Regions from separate parts of the Homo sapiens genome. Here region 2 is linked to region 1. A link is a loop called in an ENCODE intact Hi-C map of the cell type or tissue named here. Cell type or tissue: prostate gland. All regions are shown on one strand. Each heading gives the region's core, and the rest is flanking DNA. Links, peaks and the distances in the headings are about the cores only.

Evidence for each region. A loop is a pair of places that touch in the nucleus more often than their neighbours do. Peaks named below come from ENCODE experiments on the same cell type or tissue, not always from the same donor. Only the 100,000 strongest peaks of a DNase experiment are listed, where the experiment ranks them.
Region 2: it touches region 1 in a loop (1.8-fold over the local background); 2 of 110 quality-filtered maps call a loop at or near these places.

Annotation. Positions count from the first base shown.
Region 1 is chr17:61,150,817-61,159,153 of GRCh38, reverse strand. All of the region lies in intron 22 of BCAS3 (BCAS3 microtubule associated cell migration factor), which reads right to left. Among named protein-coding and RNA genes, the nearest start is that of BCAS3-AS1, 19 kb to the right of the region's middle. In prostate gland, for the core only: no CTCF peak of the experiment used is centred there; no DNase peak of the experiment used is centred there; H3K4me3 peaks cover 354 bases.
Region 2 is chr17:61,201,318-61,209,654 of GRCh38, reverse strand. All of the region lies in intron 22 of BCAS3 (BCAS3 microtubule associated cell migration factor), which reads right to left. Among named protein-coding and RNA genes, the nearest start is that of BCAS3-AS1, 69 kb to the right of the region's middle. In prostate gland, for the core only: no CTCF peak of the experiment used is centred there; no DNase peak of the experiment used is centred there; H3K27ac peaks cover 1,759 bases.

The DNA of each region.
Region 1 (8,337 bases), core at 183-8,182:
GTAATTCTTATGGAGTAATCAAAGGCAAAAAGGAAAAAAGAAAAGAAAAACCTAGCTGAGACAGTGAAGACTATAACTCTATTCTCACACTTTAAAGGATAAAATGTATGAATATATATGGATTCACAAGTTTGTGCTTGAAATGAGAAAAATTATGATTACATATATTTTGAGTTGTTGATGTTAAATTGTGTGAAGAAAATATGCAAGCTGATGTATAAATAATTTCCTTTTATATAACAAAAAGGATCTATTTCTGACAAAACATGAACTTCTAATCAAATTTCTGATTAGAAGTTTTGTTATTAGAAGTTCACTTTTGTTATCTGCTAATTTTTGCATTTCGGTTAGTATCTTTAAAGACCTTTATTTTAAATAAATGTAGTCAGACTAGTCTGGCTTTCCAATGAAATCGAAATCAAATTCCTTTATCGGAGCTGCCTTACTGTCTCATGTACTATCCCTCTTTCCCTTTAAGCAAATATCATTATCAGTTAACCCGCTATTTGTGCAACTGGGATTTTATTGTTAAGGCATAGGTGTTGAAATTATTTAAAAGCCTGGATGAAGATAGCATGATATTTGATGCAAGAGTAATGCAATCTGTCTAACCTCAGTTAAAGATTCACTACCAAAATTCCCAACAATTATAATAGCTACATGAATTCAGTAAAATACTTCTTAAAAAGGTATCAGCAAAGTTGGTCCAACTTGATTTTTAGAATAACCTAGAGATTTAGTTCAGCTACATTAAAGCAGCTGATTTTGAGTTAAAGCAAAAAACAAATACCAGCCACAAGTCATGCACATATTCTATCCCTTTTCCTAAAAAAATGACTGAAACACTTGAGAAAAATGTGGTATAAAGGCACAAGTACTAACATTACAAGACATTTGATGGGTCATGTAAAGAATAAGAAATCATCTCCCAGATGTTTGCAAGACAACAAAATAAATCTTTCCATGAATGTAGAAAAAATGTCGGAGTATAAACAAAATATCCATGATTAAATAAAACTTGAGGTGATCCAAACTGACTAGCATTTTACAGTATTAATGCTAATGGTTAGTCTTTTGGCAGGTTTAACAGGTCTCATAAAAAAAAGAGTTGCATATAGGAAGGAGAAGCAAACAGAAAACTAGTCATACATGGTAAAGAATAAGGAAAGAAGAGATATCAAATCAGTCAGAAATATACAATAGCAGTTTTCAATATTGCATCAGGAAATAAGGTAGTTAGAGAAAAGCTGCAATCTAAAACAGAAAACACTTTTAGGAAATGGCAAAATTAAAACAGAAGTAGATATGTAAAATAGATGAATGAAGACAAGGTCTTCCTGCACCAAGGGAGTTGTTTAGGAGAAACAGTGTCCGTTTGTGGCCAGCGATAATACTTTCCATTCAATAGAGTTTGCAGCTTGCTGATTCATATGATTGCAGGCTGGCGCCCTGCTGGCGAGCCTCTCCACTGAAATTAAATCCACTCTCTTCAGTTATAAATTATAATGCTCTATAAACAACACTCCCATTGGGAATGGGGGCGGGTGGGGGGGAAGAGAGAGAGAGAGAGAAAGAGAGAAACAGAGGAAGAGAAGGAGAGGCAAGAATGAAAAAAAAAAAGAGGCAGGGAGGGAGAAAAGAGCCGGAGAGGGAGAGCGTTTCTGCATAGTCCACTCACTGTTTAATGTTCTGCTCTTCTGCAACAAACAAGGGGAGTAAGTCTTCCACAGATAGCACTCCTGCTGTAATTCCTACACTGTTTGATGTAGAGCCCAGAAAGGAAAGTGGGATAGTAATATGAGTCTAAGAGGAAAAGTACTTAGAAATCAAGGAGTATACAAGATGAAGAGAAGATAAAAGACATTTTTATACCTGGATTTTTCAAATATATTACTGAATATATCTTTGGAGTCTCAAGGGAGAGCCAAAATGAATAAAATTATTGAATTCTGTTTTGATAAATTAGATCTTCACATTGTACATCTTTTGATATCCAAATCAATCAGAGTTATTTCCCCCAGATGCACTGGGAAAGCAAAGAAACAGGAAAGAAAAGTTAAAATTAATCCATCCCAAACAGCCTCAGACAAGGAGTCCAGAGCAAAGAGAAAGTTCAATGATTTCGAGATTAACCACATTTGCTTTTTAAAACAAATACGTATTTTGAAATTTAATACTAAATTTATAGGAGAGTGATGCCTCAACTGTTTAAATGTTGTAGAATTTGTTTTTTTTAAGTGTTGTTTCAAAGGAAAAATAATTGCAAATATTAAATTGTGTCAATTACCTAAATCATTCATAAAGGAGTCCATCGTTGAGGTGGTCTGTATGTACCAGCTTCAGGGCATTAACTTATATCCACACTGCAGATTTTTTGTGTGCATGTGAATTTTTTTAGGAGTTACTTATGGTTTATAGCAGGATAGAAACAATTATTGTTATGTGCCAATTAGGATTCCAAGGATTCACATCCACAGGTTACTCATCAACTACAAAAAGACACAGTTTCATATTTAAAAATCCCTCTGAAATTTCTTACCAAATGATGAAACTCGACATAAAAATAAAAGGGGAGGCAGGGGTTGGGTAGGGAGAAGGTGAGAGAGAGAAGCAAGCCCGTTCCAACCTCAGTCTGAACCTACAAAACCAAAGAGACCATTTCAGGTAAGGACACTCAAGGAAAACAGGATCCTCCACAAAGCACGTATTTCCATTTCTCTATCTCATTTTGGCAGACCAAATATTACTCTAAGTTTCCCCCAAAAGAAACAAGATAAAACAAAAGTCCACCTTTCTCCCGAACTCAGAAAATGAAGAGGGAAAGAGAAGGTGCCTGAGATTCCAGTTTTAGACCTAAGGAATTTTACCAGGCTCAATTCCAATCCCTGAAAAGAAGACCAAAATGAATACATTGACCCAAACTTTAACCAGAGAATTAGGCTTAGTAACAACTCAGATTTTACTTTTCTTTTTTTTTTTTTTAATGTGTCTGGCTGACTGTCTTTCTCTGTCTCTCTGCGTTTGTTTGTGGTGCATACCGAGTAAATTATTTGCTGATAGGTGAATCTCAGCAAATGCTTTTCTTCCTTTGAATGCCTGGTGAGCTTGTTGGGAAAAGTCATTTAAGTCACTTTAAACAATACCATGAAAAGTAAAACTCAATTCTGAAATAAGAGTATAACTTAGAGCTTAAAAATAAATTAAATAAAGGAAGCATTAAAAGATAAATGGAGCAGGATGCTCTGTGGCTGAGGTAATCTGAGTGGAGAGGGAAGAAGGAGGGTTATGTTAATAAATGATTAAAAGGCCTTAACAAGGGCCTATCAGGTTGAACAGGAAAGCATTCTTCTTCTCTGCTCCTCCCTGAGACCACCTTTTTTACATTTGTTCTCAATGCTGATCAATATGGTTTTCATTTGCTGATTTCCATAATGCCATATGTGATCTGCCAGGCTGACATAATGAAGCTAGAAAGAGCTGAAGTCATTTTAACATTCTCGCTTGTATGACTGTCGCCAGTTTACCAAATGCCTGTTATCTGGGAGCCTGTATCTCTCTCTTGTTTATTGACAAATAGAGAGGTTCGCTCCTAGAGAGAGCAGCTCTGGGTGACCAATTTAAGATTCAAACTAAATATTAGACTTTTTTTTTTTTTTTTTGCTACCACTCTAACCTGTTATTTAAGCTTGATTAAATAAAAACAAGATTTAAGTGTGAATTATCCTTTTCTGAACACAAGTGCTCACTTCTGTTGATAAAACAATAAATCACAAAAAATAAAGCACCAATACTTTGATGCCACCAAAGCCTCAGGACATATTTATTGCCCCAATTCAAATTTTCCTATAAATACAGTGTTTTCGTTGGCCCACTAGTATTTGTCTCTGATAACTTTTACCAAAATTCATATCAAACTGTGTGTTTTAAAATTTTTTACTCTTTACTAAAGTTTCTTTAATCCATGCTCTGGCAGGAAGAAACTTAAAAAAAAATCATATGTAAGCTTCGTACACTTTTTTCATTGTATAATAAAATGGGTTTGTTGAGGTCATCACATAAGTGACCCAGGCAAGAGCCTTCCACGATGCCTGACATGTCTCATTAAAAATTCTCTGTATTGTTTGTTGATCACTTTTCCATACTCAAAAGAAAATTTCAAGAAAAAATGCAAATAGAAAAACATTTCTGAAATGATTTATCTTTTGCAAGCCAAACACCCCCCACCAAAAAAAAAAAACCAGTTGCATTTGATCAAAAGGATACTTCAACATTGTAATTTAAGAGTAAAAATATATTTAGTGCCTTCATTTACAATAAATGTAATTCCTTTTTTACATTAAACACATTAAATAAATATTCTGATGATTAACAGAAGTCACGTTTTAGTTCTCAAGAACAAAATCCCTCTGAGGCTGGGCGCGGTGGCTCATGCCTGTAATCCCAGTACTTCAGGAGACCCATGTGGGGAGGGTCGCTTAAGCTCAGGAGTTTGAGACCAGCCTGGGCAATGTAGAGAGATCTCATCTATAGAAAAAAATAAAAAGTAAAAAAATTAGTCAGGTGTGGTGGTGCACACTGTGGTCCCAGCCACTGGGGTGGCTGAGTTGGGAGAACTGCTTGAGCCCAAGAGGTCTAGGCTGCAGTGAGCCATGATCCCCCCACTGCACTCCAGCCTGGGCAACAGAGGGAGACCCTGTCTCAAAAAAAAAAAAAAAATTGCTTGTGCTGGCAATTTAGTCCTGGAACTATGAAAACTGAAATCACAGAATTTTTGCAAAGAAAATCCCTCCGAGTTGTTCCAAAAAACGGTGACTGTGTCAAGGCTGGTCCAGCACACAAAGGTTTAGAAATAGTTGCATCACCAAATATTGCATTTGCCCCAACTCTCAGTTCACAATCTTGGCTGTATTACATGAGTTTTCTTCTCTCCTCCTTTCCTTCTTCCTTCCCTCCCTTCCTTCCTTCCTCAAAGGACACATTGGTTCAAAACAAAACAAGGGAAAAGAAAACAAACTGAAGGAAGGCAGTGCGACAAATATCTAAAGGAAAGGTCCTTCAGGAGAACAAAGTGGCAGTGGGGGGATGAACATCACATTTACTCCCTCAACCTTGCTTCCCTTCACTAAACCAATGGATTGTTGTTTTCTCCATCCTCTTAATTTCTTTAGCAACAGTGAAAGGATACCAAAACAATGAGACTTTTAAGCTGGCTAGTGTCAGAACATGAATTATTCCTTTTTTGTGTGTGGTTGTTGGTTGGTTGTTAATTCGTTTGGAAAACAGTGGCAGATTTCACCCCCAAATGGGAAGATAAAAGTGCACACATCGCTGTGTTACTAAAGAATCCTAATATGACTGCTGTTGAGTTCTGATATAAAAGTTGATAATGAGGTAAACAGCAAAGTTTAGCCAAACAAACGAAAAAACAAGAAAAAAAATGATACATGATACAAGGATTCTAACGGCATACAATGGTAGAGATAATTAATCTTAAGGACCTTCCTCTGGGGTTCTGAAATTTTTGGATTATGGTAAAGCAGATGATAAAGAAACTGTAGTCCATTTAAAAGTAACAAGCTAACTTCTCTTATGAATTCCAAATTAAATAGGAGATGCTACCTTACACTGGGGGTTTGGTGAGGTTGCAGAGATTATGTGGCTAGCATCTTTTAAGGGCAAAGTCATCTCTTTCCCTCTGATATTCATAGTAAAAACAATTATTAAAATAGTAAGAAAACAGAGAAAAAGAGGTAATCTTGCCTAGACGTGAACCAAGAAGAAAGGCAGGAATGATATTCTCAAAGTCCAGTAGAACTGGTGGTGGAGTACCCCACTGGAGACTTAGCAACTAACATTTTACTTTACTTGGCCCATAATTACCACACTGAAGGACAAGTCGGATTAGCACTGTCCTACAACATTGTATTATGGGAACAACAAGTTAGTTACAATAGTTGAAAACACTCTCATAAAAGGTGAGATTACCACCAGAAGAGACTTCTAAAGTGAGGTAATGGGAGACAGGCAGGAAAAGGCCACTTCTCTTATTTACAGAAGCTATGGGAAGAGAAAGGGAGTTCCAGCTTCTACTGACAGACAGGGGAGTAAATTATGAAGGTTCTTTTGAGCTGCAGCAAGCTCAGGAGGACAAGAAAAACTGTAAGTTAGTATAGGATGATAGAAAATTTCTTTCAAAAGAAGGAAGTAGAAAAGGCATTATATCCCAGTTCAGGCAGTACAAAAATAACAGTTTAACAATAAGGGATTCCCTTACAGAAAAATAAATCTCCAGGAGGCTGTTTTAGATCCTTTGCCCCAGTTGGGGTAAGCACATCTTTCACTGATTTGTGGAGAGAAGTATACTCACCAAACTAAAAGGGTCCTTTGAGGAAGGAGAATGACCAGGAATCTGCAGTATTGGGGTATTTTTTTTTTTAGAAGTTAACCTTAAGACTTTATTATCTTTACAATAATATTAATAATAAAAAGATTGAAACTTAGAACTGGATCATTTGGCCCTTTCTTCTCTTCTTACCTCCTCTACCAGCATTCTCTTAGATCTGAGGTTGGGCTCAACATGTTCAAGCCTTAGCACTATTTTCTTCCTAGTTTTAACCCTTTTCTAGAAAAATAGGCTCAGTCTGCCTACTGAGAGGTGAAGCCATCTGGACTTCCTGGGTCGAGTGGGGACTTGGAGAACTTTTCTGTCTTACAAGAGGATTATAAAATGCACCAATCAGCGCTCTGTAGCTAGCAAGAGGATTGTAAAATGCACCAATCAGCACTCTGTAAAATGCACCAATCATTGCTCTGTAAAACACACCAATCACTAGGATCCTAAAAGTAGCTAAGGGCAGGGAGGATTGAAAAAAGGGCACTCTGATAGGACAAAAACAGAACATGGGAGGGGACAAATAAGGGAATAAAAGCTGGCCACCCCAGCCAGCAGCAGCAACCTGCTTGGGTCCCCTTCCACGCTGTGAAAGCTTTGTTCTTTTGCTCTTCACAATAAACCTTGCTACTGCTCACTCTTTGGGTCCGTGCCATCTTTAAGAGCTGTACCACTCACTGCCAAGGTCCACGGTCTTGAAGTCAGCGAGACCATGAACCCACCGAAGGAACCAACTCCAGACACACTACTATAAGCCACTGTCCTTCCTATCATAAAACCACTTTCCCTGGGCACACAGAGAATCCTTGCCCTTCCGGTACTGTGTCACTATGTGGAGCTGGTGCTTGCCATACTTCTTATAGTAAGTCTGGTGCATTTTAGGAACATTCACGTTTGCAGGAGGAGTATTGGCATGAAAAGCCTGTGGTCTATCTCATCAACACTGTATCCAGAGACCTTGCCAAGAGCACCTGGCATACAACAGTCATTCAAAATATAGATGTTGGCCAGGTGCAGTGGCTCATGCTTGTAATCCCAGCACTTTGCGGGGCCAAGGCAGGAGGCTCACTTGAGCCCAGGAATTCAAGACCAGTCTGGGTAAAATGGCGAGAACTTGTTTCTGCCAAAAATTTAAAAATTTGCTGGGCGTGCTAGTCAGTATCAGCTACATGGGAGACTGAACTGGAAGGATCACTTGAGCCAGGGAGGTTGAGGCTGCAGTGAGTCATGATTGTGCCACGTACCCCAGTCTGGGTGACAGAGTGAAACCCTATCTCAAAAAAAAAAGAAAACGTTGAATGAAAGAGATGTTTAGATTAGAAGCAATGCAGGAATTTGCGGAAGACCTTAACAGGTTAAAAAAAAAAAAAGTAGGAAAAAACAGGAGGAGGAGGTAGTGGTATAGGTTGATTATCCCCTATCCGAAATGCTTGGGACCAGGAGTGCTTTGAATTTTGAATTTTTTCAGATCTTAGAATATTTGCATTATATACTTACTGGTTGAGAATCCCTAATCTGAAGATCGAAAATCCTCCAATGAACATTGCCTTAGAGTGTAATATTGGCACTCACTCAAAAAAGTTTTGAATTTTGGAGCATCCCAGATTTCAGATGTTTGGATTTGGGATGGTCAACCTGTAATAGCAGTAGTAGTAGCAGTAACAGTCATTGCAGTAGTTGTGGTCATTGTAGCTTTAAATGAGAAGTTGGAAGTGTAAGTGAAATTCAGTTGTCTAGATGTGGCTACACAGAAGTCTGTGGCTCCAGGGCCTTATCAGAATTAAAGATTTACTCCCCTTCAACTGGGCTCCCAGGGAACTACAAAAGAAGGTTTGCAAAAGTGTGGAAAACCAAGATCTTGAGTAACAGGAGGATTTATAGTCACGTTCAGTAAGTGAGAAACGAAATGATGAGGTAAGTACCTTATTAGTAATGCTAAGGTCAAG
Region 2 (8,337 bases), core at 308-8,307, 50 kb before region 1:
CCCTCATATTCCTCAAAGAACAATGGTCTCTGTACAGCCACAGCCACGCCAAGAATGGGCACAAACCATACAGAAACACATTTTAAAAATACATTTTACACTGCCCTTGACATTTCGGATAAATAGAAACCACTGCACTGAAATTCCAAATATTTCATCCTTTCCCTCCTCCCCTTGCCTTTATAATGAGAATTTTCCTATTCTCCCAATCTACTTGATCTTTGACATTTTGGCCTCTGTGAATGGAGGACACAGTAGAGTAGTCAAATACATTAATTATTCAGATAATTGCATTTTATTAAAATAATCACTGTAACCAAGACAATCACGATTTTCAGCAACAGAAGAGGACAGCAAGTTTGCCTACAAATCTTTTTAAATTGAAACGGCTCTAGAGTCATTCCTACTCCACAGTCCACTGTAAGCAAGCCAGGGAAAAGACGTTATCAGAACAAGATTTTTTTTTTTTTTTCACTAGCTGTTGTTTCGGGGTGGCCTTTTTTTTTTCTTCTTCTTCAGCAAAAACAGCTTTTATGTTTTTACTGAACCATTTCAGATTCACTCTTCCACACAGTGGATGTTTACTTGGATTTGGCAGGCTGAGAACAGCTGGTTGTTTGCTAACAAATGGAACATGAGACCATATGTTTCAACATTTAAGCAATTTTGAACCAACCAGAGGTATAATTCTGAGTGTCTTTTGCTGAAACTGTACATTAAATACCCAAAGGATCTGAGCTACACAAGAGATACAGGCCCTCCTTTTTTTTTTTTTTTCCTTTTTAGCACTTTTCTCTTAGCAACAAAACCACTCTACACCACTTATATCATAGACTTGCACTGCAAGTTTGCAGAGAGCACCAGCGAGCTGACAAGGGCTCTACTGCAGGGGCAGCTGTATTTTAAACAGGAAAAGACAGCTAAGCAGACCTTTTCCTTCTAATTCTGTTTGGGAACAAAATGTGTCTGAGGCTCTCTCTAGGGAGCATCAACAACATGGATACCTGCTTTCTTCATAGAAGCGTGGACCTAGTAGCTTTAAAAGAGAGTCTCTGATATTAGCATTTGGGATGACCACGTGCTTTGTTTCTCCCTCTCTCTTTTCAGAACATCCTCAAATTAAGCTGAGCTAATGAGATTCGAGTTAAACTCAAGCTGTTATGGACAAGAAATGTCCACAACAGAAGAAAAACTCTCAGTTTTTTAACGACACTTACTAGCACATTTCATTTCTTCGGTGCTTCAAGATTAATCATTAATAATGTTAGAAAATGAAACTATGGATTTAAAGTCAGGCTGAGTCAGAGCTTAGCAAGGCTTTAACAGAACATCAAGAAGAAAATTCTCTGGTCCCTGGGAGGAGAAGAGTCCCGCTTTAGACAAAATGAAACACAGTGAAAAGTCAAATATATGAGTAGACAATACAATAACTAAAATACCAAGCCCAGGAAAGTGGAATAGGAAGTTACTAGTCTCTGGAAAGTTCATGAAACCTTCCCATCCTGAATTTAGATTTGAAATACTAAGTAGAAATCAATAAATTTTTTATAAGCCACTTTCTAAAATATTAAATAAGTTACTAAGATATAATAAAAAAGGGTATGTGATCAACATTATCTCCTAAGTTTTTTGTTATTTCCATATAAAAGACTAATAGTAATTTTCCCCTCTAATTCTATTTAAAAGCAAGAATCTGACTGAGAATTTTGCAAAGCCAATGTTTTTAGCCATGTTACTAATAAGATCTCAGCAAAAACAGAAAAATTATTCCTACCCACCACTTCTCACTAAGCAACACACAAATATATATGTACCTTATTTCTCTTAGTTTAAATCTCACAACTCTAAGAAAACTGAAAAATGGGCACTCTGTGAGCATATTTCTTTGAGCCATGTAAGAGGGCGGATTTTCTCCTCTGGATTCTAAAGCAACATAGAAATTTGGGTGGGAGGCTAAGAAGCAGATATATTCAAGTTTCTAAGATGCTAACCACTGCACAAGGAAATATGTATAAAGATGTTCACTGCAGTTTTGTTTGTAAATGCAAAAAAAGTTAGACAACATCCATAGGGAAGCCATCAACTAGATGATAATACCTTCACAGAATAGAATGCCATGGGAAACAGCTTGGTGATTAGGAGCACAGCTTCAGGAGCCAGGGCATCTTGGTTTGAATCTAGTCATGCATTCACTGTCTTTGTAACCTTGGACACATTTGGGATCTTTCTTGAACTTAGTTTCCTCATCTATCAAAGAATAATAACAGTATCTGCATCCTAAAGTTATAATGAAGATTAAATGAATTAATATATATCTTCATCTAGAAATATTAATACACAGACAGTAAGAAGAACAAGACAGATGTATAAGTATCATACTTATCGACAAGAAAACGATGTCAATCACTTGTACCCATAGGCTGGAGAACAGGTGATATAGTAATATAAGGACAGAGAAGAAAAATAGGAATTTCTGTTCTTTTATGTGTGTAGCCAATAAACGTTTGAAAAACATCTCTGCTATCCTTGGCACACTGCAAGAGTTCATGTGAAGAAAACTTCGAAAAGGTGCTAAGAAAGAACAAATACTAATATTGCATCTTCAAATAAAGAGGTGCTTGAAAAATATACTCTGTTGTAGCTTACGTGTCACTTCTTCCCCTGACATATCTGTTCTTTCCAAACAAAATTATTTTGAATCCATGTAGAAATCAAATTAAAAAAAAAAACACCAAAAACCAAAAAACAAACAACAAACCATACAAAACAACTTGATTGGATCAAAGTAAAAACTGGTACATTCATAGGGGATTCCCCCTTCACAATTTTTTTTTTTTTTTTTTTTTTTTTTTTGAGACAGAGTTTCGCTCTTGTTGCCCAGGCTGAAGTGCAATGGCGAGATCTTGGCTCACGTCAACCTCTGCCTCCCAGGTTCAAGCGATTCTCCTGCTTCAGCCTCCCGAGTAGCTGAGATTACAGGTGTGCACAACCATGCCCGGCTAATTTCTGTAAGTTTAGTAGAGACGGGGGTTTCACCACGTTGATCAGGCTGGTCTCGAACTCCTGACCTCGGGTGATCCATCCGCCTTGGCCTCCCAAAGTGCTGGGATTACAGGTGTGAGCCACTGTGCTTGGTCCCCCCTCACAATTTTCTAATCTAAAAATGCAGTTTAGTTAATATTATAGTCACTCATAGTACCCAAAGGAACTACCAACATTTATGGATATATTAATATGTACAAACGAAGTTAAGTATGACCTTACTGATTTTAAAATATAAAGAAAGTGACCCTCCGCACTAAACAAGCATCTAGACATCTCTGCTTCAGAATTTGGAGAACACTGCAGACACGATGAACGCAGAATGCCTGAGGTTGCCCTGTGCATAAGGCAATGGTTCCACTGTGTTTAATTAGGGTTTTGCCAGGATTATGACTCACCCCATACATCTCAATCTGTCCAGGATTCACTTATTCATTCATCCACTCAAGAAACATTTAGCAAGTGCCTATAACTAGAGTGCAAGAAACAGAGGGGCCTATACAAACTTTCACTGGCTACGACTTGTGTTCTCCATATAAATGAAAAAAACCTACAGACGTAAAAGAAAACCAGAAGTGAGGAGTGTGCTTATTACTCATCTCAGTTGACTCTTCAGTTGGGAAAAAAGTTCAAATTCTACTGGTCTGATGGGTACAGATCACTGAAAGAGCTTTGGGGACATAAATTATCTTCCTAACTAAGCAAAAGGGCTGTCTTTTTGGTTGTGTTTGCCTTATCTTTTGCTCCCGAAACAGTTTCACACCCTAAGAATACAATGACTATTCACCTATTCAGTCCTTGCCTGGCAAAACTAGGTACACTCTGCGGCTCCTACAAAGCTTCAGAAACTTTAAATTAGCCATTTTAAGACTAAATAGAGTGGGAAAAGCATGCTGGGCAAGAGTCTAAGGAACATAAAAGAAGCATATCCTCTGATGAGGAGCCCTTTCTCCTGCTCTGCTTCACTCCAGACCAACGGCAGGGTTAGGAGGCGCTACAGCATGTGGTAGCAATCACACAGACCAATTTGTTCTGAGTATGTCAAGGTCAATGACATTATGGCTGAGGAGACTGTCTTGAGTCCTGGAAGTCTGCAATAGTTCCTGAATGTCACACAGGATCACCTAAGGTGTTTGTTTGCCATTTCCTTGATATTAGCTCTCTCAACAGCTATCTTTCTTGTAGAATTAGAAGTATGCAGAAATGAAAATACCTCATTCTGGTGGTCTTCTGTTGGTCAACAAATAAATGGTACTGATGTTGACAATGTGGGAGGCCCACCAGGAAGTCCAGCTGTATATGCTGAAATGTAACCAGTTTTCCTTCCTAAAACATATTTTATCAGTAAACTATTCTCTGGCTGTATCCAATTTAGGATATATTCTGTCTGTTCTGGCTCTAGAAGACAGAAAAGGAGGAAAATAAATAATGCCTTTTTTTTTCTTTCAGTTTCAACCTTTTTTTCATAGGTAGAAATGAGAAAAATAATACTTCTTACTTAGTGTGGACCAAAAGTTAGCTTTTGATTGCAGATGGAATCGGCCTCCCTAAATTTTTATCCTGTCATTCTTTAATTTTTTTTGAGACAAGGTCTCACTCTGGCACAATCATGGCTCACTGCAGCCTCAACCTCTCTGGGCTCAGGTGATCCTTCCACTTCAGCCTCCTGAGTAGCTGGGACTACAGGTATGTGCCGCCACGCCAGGCTAATTTCTATATTTTTTGTTGAGAAGGTGTTTTGCCCTGTTGCCCAGGCTGGTCTCGAACTCCTGGCCTCAACTGATCTGCGTGCCTCAGCCTCCTAAAGTGCTTGGATTACAGACATGAGCCACCATGCCAGGCCAATTCTTTAATTTTTTGTCGAGTTTTTCTAAATGCTTATTAATAAGTTCCAAGGCAGTTTTTCATTCTCCGCCAAGGTAAAGACTGAGCAATTAATGGGAATGAGATTTAAAGAAAAACGAAAACAAAAAAACCCTGGTACTGTGTTTTCAGAGGCAATTATATTCTAGAAATATTTAATAAAGGGGCTATAAATTCTGTTTTTAAGAAAGTTACAATGATGAAGCAACAACACATTTTGTTATTTTTAACATGGGTATTTCAGCTTAAAAAATATTCCACTCAATGTTTCCCAAATTCAATTTTTCACATAATGCGCAGTCAAATATGAATGTGGGAAAAAAAGACAAATCCAAACATAGAATATTATTTTCAAAAAATAGTGAACTAAATGTAAAGGTCCCGTAAAATGTGATATCTAGAATCTTCTGAACTCGTTCACATGACCTTCATTCTATTTATAGAAATGCAGCAATTCCCATTTGAATACAGAGCAATACCTTGTAGGAGAATTTGGTTTAGCACAAATAAACTTGAGAAAAGTGTTGACTTAAAAATAAAACACTGAAAGAGGAGGGAGAGTTTCTCTCCCTCTGTGAAAATTTCCGGAAAAGTTGTAAACAAAGGCAGGTTTGGCTCAGAGACTGAGTGACTCTGGTGAGCTGAGGAGGATGAAGAGTGTATCAAACCTCCCAGAGCGAGGAAACATTTGTAAAACAGTTAGTAAATCACAGGCGGCTAGGGTCACCAGGCTGAACAACCCGAGGACAGGCTGCCAAAACCCCAGCTGTGAAAGAAGGGGGCCGGGCACTGCCTCCCAGCTTGAACCCCATTTTGAATGATCTCTTGGTTCCATTCTCTGCCCTTTGCCTCTGTCACTTCAGAGCTCTGATAGCAATGCAGTTAATTAGCTCTGGGGCAGGGGCAGTGCTGACTGTCCCAACTGAGTGCCAAGGAGAGGACACTCGTATACTGAAAACATTCTCTGCAGAGTGACACTGATTGAGCTTTTGGTCTCGGGGACAAGGCTGAAAGTTCCAGCTGGGAAGAAAGAATCACACTCAACCTGAAACAAAAAAATGGTTACAAAGATGAACGGAAGGCAAAATATGTAGCTCAAAGTTTCCACGAATTTAAAAATATCAAGTGTTTTTTGATCACTTTTCTCCCTAACTAGTCTGTAATACATCTGTTGTTCTTTTCCTGATTTTACAGAAATGGCAATGTGGAAACTGTTAAGTTCTTCATAAACTATCTTTTTGGTTCCCCTCTTATCCCCCAGAAATCAGGAAGACAAAATAAAAATTGTAATGAAGCCCAGGCGCGGTGGCTCACACCTGTGATACCAGCACTTTGGGAGGCCGAGGTGAGCAGATCACAAGGTCAGGAGTTTGAAACCAGCCTGACCAACATGGCGAAACCCTGTTTCTACTAATAATACAAAAATTAGCCAGGTGTGGTGTCGGGCACCTGTAATCCCAGCAACTCGGGAGGCTGAGGCAGGAGAATCATTTGAACCCAGGAAGTAGAGGCTGCAGTGAGCCAAGATCGTGCCATTGTACTCCAGCCTGAGTGACAAGAGTGAAACTGTCTCGAAAAAAAGAAGAATAAAAGAGAAGTCTTGAAATTGTGAGGGGAAAAAACTATTCCCTTTTAGATCTAGGAGCTACACATAAATAAATAAAATTTAATGTAACTTAAATAATTTTTTTGAAGAGAGAGCTAGTGCACAGTAAACTTCTTCAGCAACCACACAAAATTTAATATTAGCCCTAATTCACAGCAGAGGAAGACTACTTTCATCACTGCGCTGATACTACAACCTGTCTAGAAAAAATTCAGTACCTTGATTACCTACATTAAAATAGGGCAAATACATAAGGGGAATCTTTACTTAATTGACTTAATCTATGAGATATTTAGGCTATTTATTTCTACGATTGACTCATCATCTTTTTTCTTTTGAAAACTCAGACCATCTGAGAACAACAAGACATGCTTTTGAGTTGTTTTTCTGAGTCAGATATACTCTTAGCTCATCTCATATTCTTCTGACAATGGCAGGCTAATGGTGATGCCATTTAATTCTCAGCTTTTCTTTGTAAAATATTAACTTGGCCTATTCTGAGATCAAACAAGATTTTGGGCTCAAAGGCATCATATTCTAACCAATGGAGTAGTTAGCCCAGACAGCTCCTTTAGAAGAAACACAAGTAAAATAAGAAGAAAAGTAAACTCGACCATTAAAAATTAAATAAGTAATATTTTAAAAAAAAAAGAAAATGAGGAGGGGAAAAAGGAAAGTAAACTCTTTGTTGAGAGTGTTAAGGCTTCAAGGGAGTTAAGAAAAGCATGGGCATTGAAGCCAGATCTTGGGTTAAAATCCTCATCCCAACCTTATTCGCTGTGATAGATTGCGCAAATCGTTTCAGATCTCATCAGTTTCCTCATCCGCAAAATGGGGAGAAAAATCACCACCTTTTTGGGTGCCTGTAGTCCCAGCTACTCAGGAGGCTGAGGCAGGAGAACGGCGTGAACCCGGGAGGCAGAGCTTGTAGTGAGCTGAGATCACACCACTGCACTCCAACCTGGGAGACAGAGCGAGACTCCATCTCTTTAAAAAAAAAAAAAAAAAAATCACCACCTTTCTGAAAGTACCTGGAATAGTGTCTGGCACATAAAAATTACAAAAAAAAAAAAAAAAAAAAAAAGAGGCCGGGCACAGTGGCTCACACCTGTAATCCCAGCACTTTGGGAGGCTGAGGTGGGAGGATCACGAGGTCAGGAGTTTGAGACCAGCTTCATCAACATGGTGAAACCCGGTCTCTACTAAAAATAACAAAAACTAGCCGAGCGTGGTGTCACATTCCCGTAATCCCAGCTACTTAGTAGGCTGAGGCAGGAGAATCACTTGAACCCGGGAGGCGGAGGTTGCAGTGAGCCGAGATTGCGCCACTGCACTGCAGCCTGGGCGACAGAGCGAGACCCTGTCTCAAAAAAAAAAAAAAAAAGTTAGTTTCCTTTCCCTTACCTTTCTCCCTCACTGGAAAGTACAGAAAAGGCTTTTTTAAAAGCCCATGGATTTTTCAGATTGAACGTGGAACGTACTTCACGAAGGGGGTCATGGTACCCTCTCTCACCATTAACCACAACCTGAGCAAACTCGCTAGGGCTTCCAGTCTCTCACCTCCTCCAGCACCACATTTGTTATAGTCTAAGCCAGAAGGACTCTTTCAGCCTCAAAGAAGAGAGTGTATCCCCCAAAATAAATGAACATGACTCAAACTTTGGATATTTAGCTATTTAAACATGTTGCTCACAGCTCATGTTCCCAGCTTAAGGAATTCCTCTTGGATCCTTTTTCCAGTGGCAATGGATGGTTTCCACATTACATTCTTTGCCCGCTTATGCAGCTGGCAAGCCTGATAAAATCAAAACAAATTCACAACAAAT